3 separate regions of the Mus musculus genome follow, and regions 1 and 2 are each linked to region 3. The links are chromatin loops, found by intact Hi-C in ENCODE. Cell type or tissue: left cerebral cortex. All regions are shown on one strand. Links, peaks and the distances in the headings refer to the core of each region. The heading gives the core; the rest is flanking DNA.

Region 1 (4,376 bases), core at 593-3,092, 210 kb after region 3:
CATGTTTCAATTTACTAAGTTTAAAATGTGTAAGTTACTTAAAAACTAGAAAAGGGTATAATAGACATAAAAAAGCCAATGCTGGCCTGGAGATATGGTTCACTGAAAGCTTGTACTGCTCTTAAGAAAGTTCAGTTTCCAGCATTCACATCAGCCACCTCACAACACCAGGAGAATCTCGTGTCAGCAACAAGTATATACTCCATTTTAATCAAACGAAGGCAAAGAATAATAGGAAGGTGGAGTGGAGGGTCAGAAACCTAAAAAAGTAAGCCCTCTTAAACCACCTACTATACAGTGAATACTACATAAGGGCTGCTGATAATATTACCCAAAAAATAAATACTTCAGTGCCAAGTTAAAGGATACAAATTGTTAAGATTTGAAAGTTCCACAGAACCTTGAGCTTAGAATGTGGCCCCACATACCAACAGTGCTCCAAAGTGCTTATGAGAAATGAACTTGAAGCTCCAGCCTGGACCCACTGAGTCTGAGCTTGTAATTTAGTAATGAATGTCTACGCTGCCACTATGAATCGACTGGCAAAGGTTTAAAATAAGACCAAACATTCCAAACTCTGCCACTAAGTATAGACACCTACATAAAAGGCTGAAGAGGTGTACAATTGCCATAGAAAAATCAAGGAGCGTATACTACACAAGCTTCTTCAGCTTACTTAAAATACTTGTTAGGTTCGAGTTAAAATAGTTAATCAAGAATGAACGTGTTCAGAAAATTGGACCCTGCCAAATAGGTGATTTCATGATACCATCACCTCCATAATCCAGCCAGAATTTTTCTAAACTAAAACAGGCACATGAAGCGGAGTGTTAACACTTCAAACCTTGAAAAATTCGGGATCGGGCTTCCCCCAGTCTGCGTGTATCATTTGTATACCTCCTGTCACACAACGTGCCTCAAAGGTACATTTACAAAAAACACACACAAAGCAAGGTCCAAACATCAGAAAGCAACCATCATTATTCTTCTTCCCAATGCTGGATACTGCACAGTGAATTTACAATAGGCTGCACACATCCAGGTTCCCTCCATTACCTCAAAGCTGGACAGTTGTTGGCAAGGATAACCAACTTCGCTTTGCCTTGTCTGATCATCTTCAGAGTCTGCTTGTAGCCCAGCACGTACTTCCCACTTTTCATAACAAGTTGGAGCCTAGAGTTGATCGACTCCAGAGACTTTTTCTACAATGCAAACGTTTGAGACTTGAACACCACTTGCAGTCATCTAAAACCAAACTCAGTTCCAGATTTCTGGAACTGAACCCTTTCATGATGTCTGAGACCATACAAAGAGCCTCTCGGATTCACTTTGAGACCCTGAAACGTCAGCGACAAGTCGTCCACCCAGTGTGCTCAAATCTATCCGCCCCGGCCCGACCCAGCTCTCCACGTGAACCGGCTTCCGGGCCCGATCGGCTTCACTCACCGTCTTCTTTGCGGCCACCATCTTCCTGCCTTAGGTGCGGGACAACCCCCAACCTAGCATACACAGAGGACAGAAGAGAGGATTATAATCCAGAGCGTCAAACACCAGCTAGCGGAGCTCCCCGAGCCGCCTAATCGTTTACCCCGCAGAGCTCACTCACCAACACCAGCCGCCAAGATGGCCGGGGAGCGAGAAAGGAAGGAGCTCCCACAATGCAAAGCTCTTCTAGGCCGACAGAGGATTGTGGGACCGGAAGCGGAAGAGAAGCCGGTCCGGGTCACAAGCAGAACAGCGCTTGCGAGAGTAGTCTGCGGTAGTTGGTTGCTATGGGGACCGGGTTACAACGCAGGCTGGGCTGCTGCGGCGTCTGGGCTCCGGCCTTCGGTTCTGGGCGTTTGTTCTGCTGCAGCGGGCTGACACCGCGGAGAGCCGGAGCTCGATGGGAGCTGACGACGAGGCCCAGGGCTCCGTGGCGAGGCGGCAGCGACCTGGCCTCTCCTGGGCTGGTCTCCGCCTGACGTTGTCTTGGGCGTGCTCCGGAAGGACCCCGGGCCGCCGGTTTACCCCGTGACTGCTCACCAGGAGCGGAGGCATCTCTGTCCACCCGCCGCTGATCTTCCTGTTTGCCGCTCCGTAGGACACACACCCCTTTTGCGGCGGTTTTATACCGTGTACTTGGGAGCCTACTTTGCACAGGGACCACAATTGAAAAAAAAAAAAAAAAAACCTGGTGAAGTGGCTGACGGGTAAATGCGCTTGTCGCTAAGTAGACGAATGAGTTCCAAACCCACGTGGTGGGAGGGGAGCGCCAAGTCCAGCAGGTTTTTCTTTGGCCTGCGCTTGAATGCTCACATACGTATACAGAAGTAAAGAAATAGTCGCAATACGAATAATTTAAAAAATCATTTTGCTACGAAACTTGGGCCGTTGTATAAATGTAGCATTCAAGGAAAAAAAAAAAAAACCTTGAAAGCCTCTACTATTTACGCACTAGCACCAACGAAAACCCAGGGCTGTTGAGATTGTTCAGTCAGTAAAGTGTGCTTGCCTTGCAAGCGTGGGGACCTGCATTTTATGCCTAAACCTCTCTGTCAATCCCCAGCCCCCAAAAGTCTGGCATGGTTGTGCACACTTGTAACTCCATTTGTGGAACAGATTCCCCAAGGCTGGCTAGCCAGCCAACCTAGTCTAACCTGTCAGCTCCAGGTCTCAAAGATCTTGTGAAAAATAAGGTGGACAACTACCGAGTAAGTACCCAGAAGTTGACCTGTGACCTCTGCCCAACTGCACAAGCACCTGTGCCACCAAATTTATATAAGCATGAAAAAGGAAACCCAGGGTAGTAGGTAAGCTGTATGGTGAGTTACTTTGCCCTGGAGGTTAGGAAAGGGAAGAACAACCCTGCCTCCCCTTAATTAAAATAACTTTAAAAACATCCATGAGTCATGCGGGTCGAGATGATCTATACCTATAATCCCACCCGGAGCTGGCAATCTCTGTGAGTTGATCTTTTGGAAAAAGAAAAAAAACGGAAACTAAAACATATTACTTAGCCAACACACACACTCTATGAGATAGTAACTGTGTTATTCTCACATTTTTACAGCTAGTGTATTACAGAAGTATGAATAGAACCAGGCCTGCAAATTAGGGTTTTTTGGTTTTTGTTTGTTTTGGTTGAGTCTTTTGAGACAGGATTTCTCTGTCTGTCCTGGAACTCACTCTGTAGACCAGGCTGGCCTCGAACTCAGAAAATCCAGAAATTTTACATTAAAATTTATTCAACTGTTGTGGCCCATTTTAATGTGAATTTGACCAAACGGTAGTGTTCAATTACCATACTCTTTGCTTTAACATTTAGGCATAAAGTACTTAGGATGGTACAAATCCAGCTAATTGTCTTCTATTAATCCAGTTTTGTAAACATAGTAAACTTTAAATGAACTTTAACAAATAGCTCATATGATTTAAATTCAAAGCAATAAGCCTAGATTGGAGTTGTGACATTGCTGTTTAACATGCTACCCTTACCCCACCCACCCCCCTTTTTTTAATCCTGTGCTTTGCTGACCTGTTTGGGATTTTTTTTTTTTTTTTTTTTTTTTTTGGTTTGGTTTTTCGAGACAGGGTTTCTCTGTATAGCCTTGGCTGTCCTGGAACTCACTTTGTAGACCAGGCTGGCCTTGAACTCAGAAATCTGCCTGCCTCTGCCTTCTGAGTACTGGGATTAAAGGCATGCGCCACCACGCCTGGAGATTTTTTTTTTTTTTAAAGATTTTGTTTTATTTATATGAGTACACTGTAGCTGTCTTCAGACACACCAGAAGAGGCCATCAGATCCCATTACAGATGGTTGTGAGCCACCATTTGGTTGCTGGGCATTGAACTCAGGACCTCTGGAAGAGAAGTCAGTGCTCTTAATCGCTGAACCATCTCTCCAGCCCTCTGCTGACCTGTTTTGTTTGTGATTGTCCTCTGATTATGAAATGGAATGTCTGCTTAAGAGCACTGTGCAATACAGTTCTCTTCAGGTGCAGCTTGGGAGTGTTGAGGGCCTCCTGTTCATACTAGACATTCAAGTATGAATCTTCTGCCTGCCTTCCCCCACTCTCAAATATTTCTGGTAGACACTTAAAATGAACCATACTGTACCCTCAGAATTAATGTCATACTAAGTAAGATACAGTGTAAGTCTTAGTGCTGTGTGAAGAAATTGTTATGGACATTATAAGTATTAATTCGAAAGGGTGCCATGTAGCAGGCTCTGGGTTTTGCTGCTCCTGTAAGGTGCTTTCAGAAGTGCTGGTGATGTATCTCACTTGGTAGACGTTTGGCTGTCGTGCACAAAGTCCTGGATTTAACCCCAGTACCACCAAAAGCTGGGAATAATAATGCATGGTGTGTAACTCCAACACTTGGAGGTGGGGGTG
Region 2 (4,376 bases), core at 593-3,092, 200 kb before region 3:
TGAGTTAACTAACCACTTATCTAGCTTCTGTAAATTGCTTGCACCATAGAAGGAAAGATTATACACTGAAACTTTGATTCAAGGCCCCAGCTCCCTCCCCCACCCCCCCCACCCCCCCCCCGCCCAGGAACCCAAGCAAATTCGGACCTCCTAGGCTAAAGGAAACTGATTGGCCCTCGGAGCGTGGACTTGATGATTTAAAATGATTGGCCTAGAAACTATGGAGTGGTACAAATCGATTGACCCACACTGCACGAGCTCTTGATGCTGTGACATGATTGGTTTGTGAAGCACGGGCTTTGTTGTAACTCCATAAAAGCTATCCCAATTCTGCACTCGTGGTCCTTGGTCCTCTACCCCTGCTGATGTACGACTGTGGGCCCCAGAGTATGCCTGGAATAAAAACTCCTCTTGTGGTTTGCATCAAGGTCGTTTCTTGTGAGTGATTTAGGTTGTCGCCTCTCCTGAGTCAGAACATGGGGGAGTCCTCATTTTGTGGGTCTTTCAGAAGGAAGAGGACAAAGATGAGCTAGAGGGTCATAGAGCAACCAGTAATCCAGGCAGTACAAAGCTATTAAACTATAGACCCATAAGTCCATATTATTCTTTAAATTGTTAAAACAGAGCCAGGCAGTGGTGGCACACACCTTTAATCCCAGCACTTGGGAGGCAGAGGCTGGCGGATTTCTGAGTTCGAGACCAGCCTGGTCTACAGAATGAGTCCCAGGACAGCCAGGGCTACACAGAGAAATCCTGTCTCAAAAAAAAAAAAAAGTGTTAAAACAGGGCTAGGAAAGCAACACAGGAAAGTCCTACGATCAACTTCCTAAACCACAAAGGAGCTCAACTGATAAAGACGCTTGCTGCCTTGACCATCTGAGTTTGATCTCTAGAACCCACACAGTGAGTAGAAAACCAACTCCCAGAAGGCACCCTCTGGCCTCACTCATGTGCCCATAAACAGACATCAACACATGTGCCCATACACAGACCTCACACATGTTCCCATACACAGCCCTCACACAAAGTTTAAAAATATTTAAATGCTTCCTTTTCTTAAAGATTTATTTATTTATTTATTTATTTATTATATGTAAGTACACTGTAGCTGTCTTCAGACACTCCCAGAAGAGGGCATCAGATTTTGTTATGGATGGTTGTGAGGCACCATGTGGTTGCTGGGAGTTGAACTCAGGACCTTCAGAAGAGCAGTCAGTGCTCTTAACCACTGAGCCATCTCACCAGCTCCTATTTAAATGCTTCTAAATGCTACTTTAAAAGTGGTTTGGAGCCAGGCGTGGTGGCAACGCCTTTAATCCCAGCACTTGGGAGGCAGAGGCAGGTGGATTTCTGAGTTCGAGGCCAGCCTGGACTACAAAGTGAGCTCCAGGACAGCCAGGGCTATACAGAAAAACCCTGTCTCAAAAAACCAAAATAAATAAATAAATAAATAAATAAATAAATAAATAAATAAATAAATAAGTGGTTTGGATAGCTAATTAAGTTAAAATCATTTTCTTCTTGTTATGTTTTAATGCATTTTTCACTCTGTCATGTATACTATACGTTATATCTATAAGACAAAGTTTAATGTTCACACCTTTTGTCAAGTGATAGCAATCGAGGAATCTATCCTCGGGGGATAATATAAGCCATGAATTGATCTGATGTTACATTATTATTATTTACAGTAGAGGGGGAGGGAGAGAGAGACAGAGAGGGAAGAGGGAGAGAGGAAGGAAGAGAGACAGAGAAGGGGAGGGCGAAAGGAAGGGAAGGACGGAGAGGAGGGACAGAAAAGAAGAAGTGGGAAATAGAGAGTGGGGAGGGAGGGAGAGACACAGAGAGAGAGACTGAGACAGAGACAGAATATTTGCTTATGGCCATTTCCTGGATCCTTTAAAGAGCACAGAAGTTTCTAACTGCAATGTAGAAAAATGCCACTGAGTGGCAGCAAGGAGCTGGACCAGTGGTTCCCTTCAAGGCTGACTTGCAAACCTTAGAGCCCAATGCTGGTGAATGTTCACTAAGGGTCTTTTTCACAGTGATTTCAAAACAACAACAAAGGTCTTAACTCCAAACTTCTTTTAGGGGCTTGGCCTACAAGTAAAAGTGTCTGACCTCTTGTGTTCAAATTCTGGAGCCCACAGTGAAAGACCATCAGTTCCTGAAGGTTATCCTCTGACTTCAGCTCAGGAGCCCTCAGGTACAGCATGTACACACACACACACTCACACACACACAACACTCAACACACACATGTACACACACAAAATATCAAAATTAAAGTATTTTAAAACTAACAATATAAAAAGACCTATTAGTTTGGGATGTCTAAAGAATCAACATTAGTGCAAACCAGAATCACTTTGCTAGATAGTAACTAGATCAAGGAAAGATAGGTAGATAATTGATGGATGGATGGATGGATGGATGGATGGATGGATGGATGGATGGGCAGGCAAACACATGCATTCATAGTAGATAGATTTGGTAAAGAACTGACTCACATAACTATAATAGCTTGAAAGTCCCATGAGTCACAGAGACCAAGGATTCCAAAGTTCCTTGCCTGAGAGCCAGGACAGCTGTTGGTATAAGCTCCAAAGTTCATGTGTGAAAGCAAGATTAGCTAAGTGTCCTGACTGGAAGACATAGACAAAACTCACCTCCTGTCCCATCATGCTTGTTCTAATCAAGTCTCTGGTGACTTAGGTGAGGCTCCTGTTAGAGCATTCTGGCTTCCATTCCACTGGTTTAAATGCATAACTCCATACACATGTTAATGTGGAACCAGTGGCCCAGTCAATCTCACACATAAGCAAGAGCATCTAGGCATAGCAAAGTCTAAGTGCAGAGAGAGCTTCAGGGCCACTTCCATACACTGTACCCTATTAGTAGTAAGATCTGTATTGACATGAAAGAAGATGTGTTACATCCTAATTTAAGTGTGTGGGGAGGGAGGTAGAGGCAGATTACAAAGTACTAACATGCAAAGTCAATTGATTTTTAATAATTTAACATATTTTTATATATTAAAAGTACAGAGGGACTCAGCGGGTAAGAGCACTGACTGCTCGGGCTGGTGAGATGGCTCAGTGGGTAAGAGCACCCGACTGCTCTTCCGAAGGTCCAGAGTTCAAATCCCAGCAACCACATGGTGGCTCACAGCCATCTGTAATAAGATCTGACTCCCTCTTCTGGTGTGTCTGAAGACAGCTACAGTGTACTTACATATAATAATAAATAAATCTTTAAAAAAAAAAAAAAGAGCACTGACTGCTCTTCAGAAGGTCCTTAGTTCAAATCCCAGCAACCACATGATGGCTCACAAACACACATAATGAGATCTGACGCCCTCTTCTGTTGCATCTGAAGACAAATACAGTGTACTTATTTATAATAATAAATAAATCTTTGGGCCAGAACAAGCAGGGGCTGAGCAAGCAGAGTTGACCAGAGAGAACAGGGCTGACCAGAGCGAGCAGAAGTCTTAAAAAGTTCAATTCCCAACAACCACATAAAAGCTCACAACCATCTGTACAGCTACAATGAATTCATATACATAAAATAAATAAATAAATCTTTAAAAAAAAGTACAGGACACTGATTTGGGTGGCTCACACCTTTAATCACAGAACTCAGAAGGCTGAAGGAGGGGAATCTCTTTGAGTTCCAGGAAGCCAGGATTAGCTAGTGAGGCTGTCTAAAATAAATAATACCACTTAACCATGTTATTGTGAAGATTTCATGGGGTCTCCAGGAAAGGGCCCAAGAACAGTATCTGACATACTGACATATAGTATAGCAAGCTCTCAGTAGCTTTTAGCTACCAATAGTATGTAATCTCATTGCCTTTTATTTATTATTTCAAAATAGGGTTTCTCTGTATACTAGCCCTGGCTTTCCTAGACTCACTTTGTAGACCAGGCTAGCCTCAAACTCACAGAAATTCCCCTGCCTCTGTTGAGATTAAAGGTATGCACTACCATGCTTAACCTCTCATTACCTTTTAAAAGTAACATATATAAGTATGTATGAATGTATGTATGTATGTATTTGAACATGAGAACTCTCTAGGAAAAAATATGGAATTGTTTTGAGATCTGGTTAATATAGTAGCACACAGTTTTGTGATCATTTCAGAGGAAATTCTGATGGTGATGCTGTACATTCAGACGCTAAGCACAGGTACGGAACAATGACTTACATGTCTCTAAGAAAAAAATAAAGTCCAGAAAGTAACTGCTTTGATAGCATGGGGACCTGAGTTATAATCCCATCACCTGTGTTAGAGCCAGATGCAGTGATGCACATCTGTAGCCCAGCAACACACACACACACACACACACACACACACACACACACACACACAC
Region 3 (4,376 bases), core at 949-3,448:
CCAAACACAAGTTACAGGGAGAAGCCCAGTTCTCTCTGCTGTTGTTTGGTTGGAGACAAGGCCTCTAAACTTAGCTCTGTCTGACCTGGAACTCACCATGAAGACCAGGTTGGAATCAAACTCACGGAGATCTACTTGCCTCTGCCTCCGCCCTTCTGAGTGCTAGGATCAACGATGTGAGCCCCCATGCCTGGCCCAGTTCTTGTTTTTCCGGCAACACTCTTTTGCATTCCAGTAATCTTTTGCACTCCAAAGATCCTGTAGCTGTTTGGTTTACCTACCAAGCTTCACCTGCGCACATTTTCTTCAGCTAGTGTCTATTCTATATTTTAAAATCTATAGCAATTTGGCTACTGTGACTTCATATCTAGAATAGTAAATTTTCTGAAATATAAAATTCATCTGAATCAATGTGTCATTTGCTTAATAAATTTGAAATCTTTGTGGGAAAAGAAGAGAGAGGGCAGTATCTATGTTAATTTTGAATTTTCAGAGTCTTTCAATGCAGTATTCCTCAGTCTGTATTACTATCCCTTTCCTGAATACTAATGTTTGTGGTTTTGTTCACTAATGGCTGTGGGCATAATTATATACTCTTTTTGCAACCCTGAGGATGGAGCTCAGAGCCTCCTGCATCCTGAGATAACACTCCACATGAGAGGAAAGCCCCAGCCCATAACTAACAATAGACAATCCCAGAGAGAAAATTATCTTTAATGTTACGAAGAAAAGAAACAAATACCGAGCTTTTCCAATTCCTCCCACAACAGTTATCCTGCTTGTATCTTTGCTCAAGGACCTACACGTGGTATCTCTGGGAATAGAAGCCAAGTTTAAACTAGAGTGTGGTAGATGCACGTCTTTGTGAAACTAACCAATCTTGAACCATCTTTCATCTTATTTGACATGTACTTTAATTTAAATCGAACCCATTTTAAAACTTTTTTAAATTTTTGTTGTTTTTCAAGACAGGGCTTCTCTGTATAGCTCTAGTTGTCCTGGAACTTACTCTGTAGATCAGGCTAGCCTTGAACTCAGAAATCCACCTGCCTCTGCATCCCAAGTGCTGGGATTAAAGGCATGCGCCACCACTGACCGGCCAAATTGAACCCATTTTATTTCTTGTTCTAATCCTGAAATAAAACTTTCACATGGTCTCTTTTTTTCCCTTCCTTCCTTTCCTTCCTTCCTTTCTTCCTTCCTTCTTTCCTTTCCTGAAACAGGGTTTCTCTGTGCAGTTTTGGCTGTCCTGGAACTTGCTCTACAGACTAGGATGGCTGTCCTGGAACTTGCTCTATAGACTAGGATGGCTGTCCTGGAACTTGCTCTATAGACTAGACTGGCTGTCCTGGAACTTGCTCTATAGACGCTGGCCTGCCTCTGTCTCCTGACTGCTGAGATTTAAAGCGTGCACCACCACCAATGCCCGGCTTCACACGAACTTTTAATTTAAGTTATCAGAGCTTCTTAGCTAGCACTGTGGTCATCAAAGGCTAAACTTGGATCCTATCCAAAACAGCAGCTGGAGGGACATCCCCCGCCCCCAGACCCTAGTCCTCTGCCTGGGCTCTTTCAACGCTGTGTATTGTGACTTGCATAGATCTTTTGGCAGTAATTGTTTTTTTGTTTTTGTTTTACTAGAACTTCAGTCATTATTAAAAATGCCACGGAAGCACAGTGAGGATGCCCTTGACACACATTCTATTTTCTGGGAAAAGATTGCTACTAAAGTAATTGAGCTGGGAAGCTGAGATAAATTGCTCTCTGCGGGTTCCGCAGTGGTTCAAAGTACCGCAGTTGACTGGAATAATCATTCTAAGCAGTTTTCCTTCCTTCCGCCAGTTTGCAAGATAACTACAATCCTAGCACAGCATTCACCGGTTATTTGCAAGCTAGATGTGAGGCAAACACAGCTGGAATGAATCTGAATCCTAACCAAAGGTGCACCCCATTTCCGGAGGAAAATTCTGGAGACTCCCTCAGGGTCCAGCAAGGAAGCATTTATTTGGCGCAGCGCTCCCAGCGCCCGCAGCTGGCTGGAGCCGGTGGTGACATCACGAGCCCGGGCAGGCCACGTGACCCACGGCTTCTCCTCCCCCCTGCCTCCTAGCGTCGCCGCGGTCTTCGAGCCCAGTGTCCCGTCGCAGCGGCCACTCGGAGCTCTCGGTACAGTGCAGAGCCAAGGGTCGGGCGAGCGGTCCGAGGGTCGGGGCGGCCAAGGAGAGGGGCAGGAGCAGCGGACCCAAGACGAAGCGAGCGACGCTCTCACAAACTTCCACGAGCGCCGGAGCTATGAAGATGGTCGCTCCCTGGACTCGGTTCTACTCCCACAGCTGCTGTTTGTGCTGCCATGTCCGCACCGGCACCATCCTGCTGGGCGTCTGGTACCTGGTGAGCGCGCCCTGGCGTCGAGGGAGCCCCCGGGGTCCCCACGCGCGCCGCTCACCCCGCGCCACTAAGTCGCTTCTAGGTCGGCGTCGGTCTGGGGGCCGCCCGCGATCATCCGCCTAAAGTTGTATTATTAGAAAGTTAATTCTCGGGGAGAGCCGGGCTGCAGTGGCGGGGGCATGTGGGGCCGGGCGGGGGGGGGTGGGGCACCGGGCCCTGCGAGGTGCGGGCCGGGCATGTTCACCCCCGGGACGCACCACGGCTACACAGCGTTCGCCCTCGCGAGTTCGCGTCCGAGCAGAAACGGTTGGGAAATTCTTGTTCCTCTCGAGAGGATTTTCCTGCGTACGCCTGTTTAAAGCTCTTACACAGGGAAGGTACCCAAGTGTGCCTGTGTTCCAGTTGGCTTGGAGAAGCCATCTTAACAACCACTCAGGTTCCTGCCCGAGGACAGGTGATCCCTCTGAATAGGCACGGCGGGCAAATTTAGTTTTCTTTAAAAATGGCCTTCAGGTTGGCGCTCACATTTGTGTCAAGAACAAACATGTGATTCTCTGGGGCAGCGAGTTAGCTTGATGGATTCTTGCCCTGTGGCGCTGGCTGCCCTTGGTTGGTGGTTGGCAGCCTTGGACTGAGTCGGATTCCTCAATATTTTGGATTTTGTGACATCATTTTAGAGAGATCCGAGCTACTTGCTGCAGAACAACGAAATGTAGTTGAAAGTGGTAGTTAAGTGGCATATAAAACTTTTTAGTTAGAACATATTCTTAGCTCCCTTTGATAGTTTAAAAAGATATTCAGTATTGAATTGTAAACTGCCTTGTGCCATTTTAAACAATGCATTCCCCTTCCACGTGATGTTACAGTTCTATTTATAGTCTCAAGTTTTCTTTAGTTGGGTCCATTATGGCCGCATAATAGAATTTTTTAGTCTTAAAAGCTTTCCAACAGACCTTTGGTATATGTGGGTTCTGGCTGTTCAGTGTGAATGCAAATTGAACATTAATGTATTGGCTCAGCCCTGACTTTTCTTAAAGCCAAGGAATTTACAGGAATTTAAAACCATAGTTGGAGTGTGGAAAGTGGCCTCAGGAAGTGCTTTTATCGATGGCCAGTCAGGGCAGAAGGTGGGCTGCAAATGTCTGTGTCCTCCTTGGAAGTGTTCAGATCTGCAGGCTTGCAAGGGCTTCAGTGGATGCAGTTGGTAAAATCTAGGGCATTGCATTAGGCAAATGTACTACATGATCTACGGGAGATATAAATCTACTTTAGTCTTGTTGGCAGTCATCCAACCATGCTGTATTGGTGTGTCAAAAGCAGACTTCCCCCTCCGTAGGCTTCCTTTCCTGTAAGAGCCTGCCCTTTGTGAGGCATACGCTTCCAAGGAGACCAGAAAAGCTTAGGTACTCACCACATCTATATAGAAATCTTTTCTATTCCTATTGAAAATTTCTTGTTCACTAGTTGAGTTCCCTTATAGTTTTAAATACAAATCTGTTATCTAAGACCTTAATTTCCATTTAAAAAGGTCAACATGGTGAGGGCCTAAGGCCTAAGGAAAAATGAGGTACCTACCTACCTCTCCTTCCTACAAGCACCCCCCCCCCATCTTCTCACCCTGTCTCACCTGCCACGTGGTCATGTATAAAAAGAGTTTTCAGTGTAGACTGAGCCCCAACACAGCGTACTACATGATCTACGGGAGAGAAATACTTGAGCCCTGTAGTTGTCAGGTATCCAACCATGCTATATTGGTGTGTCAAAAGCAGACCGCTCCAAATGAAAATTTTGTGTTTCGTATCCCTGCTTACTGACTAGGGCTTACTAGTATTACCCTTTTACTAACTAACTAGGTCCTGCATGCTATGTACTGTGTTCAGTAAGCTAAATTTAATTTTCTAGGGATGAAATTAGAGGCTAAGAGCTTGTGGTTTATTTACAGTCCTTGGTTACAGCTCATGTGATAATCCGTATTTCTTTAAGCCTTT

Evidence for each region. Peaks named below come from ENCODE experiments on the same cell type or tissue, not always from the same donor. Only the 100,000 strongest peaks of a DNase experiment are listed, where the experiment ranks them.
Region 1: a loop joins it to region 3, with 6 times the contacts of the local background. A loop is called at or near these places in 8 of 42 quality-filtered maps.
Region 2: a loop joins it to region 3, with 2.9 times the contacts of the local background. A loop is called at or near these places in 8 of 42 quality-filtered maps.

Annotation. Positions count from the first base shown.
Region 1 is chr15:34,441,579-34,445,954 of GRCm38, forward strand. It overlaps Rpl30 (ribosomal protein L30), which reads right to left and starts at 1,698. Exons shown (of 5, transcript NM_001163485.1): 1 at 1,607-1,698; 2 at 1,447-1,499; 3 at 1,057-1,202. The coding sequence starts at 1,467. In left cerebral cortex, for the core only: a CTCF peak has its summit at 1,691; DNase peaks (open chromatin) are centred at 1,724 and 1,980; H3K4me3 peaks cover 2,108 bases; H3K27ac peaks cover 1,695 bases.
Region 2 is chr15:34,041,361-34,045,736 of GRCm38, forward strand. No RefSeq gene overlaps it. Among named protein-coding and RNA genes, the nearest start is that of Gm41290, 5.8 kb to the left of the region's middle. In left cerebral cortex, for the core only: a CTCF peak has its summit at 1,946; DNase peaks (open chromatin) are centred at 1,951 and 2,681.
Region 3 is chr15:34,236,032-34,240,407 of GRCm38, forward strand. It overlaps Laptm4b (lysosomal-associated protein transmembrane 4B), which reads left to right and starts at 1,995. Exons shown (of 7, transcript NM_033521.3): 1 at 1,995-2,391. The coding sequence starts at 2,293. In left cerebral cortex, for the core only: a CTCF peak has its summit at 2,026; DNase peaks (open chromatin) are centred at 2,042 and 2,820; H3K4me3 peaks cover 2,034 bases; H3K27ac peaks cover 982 bases.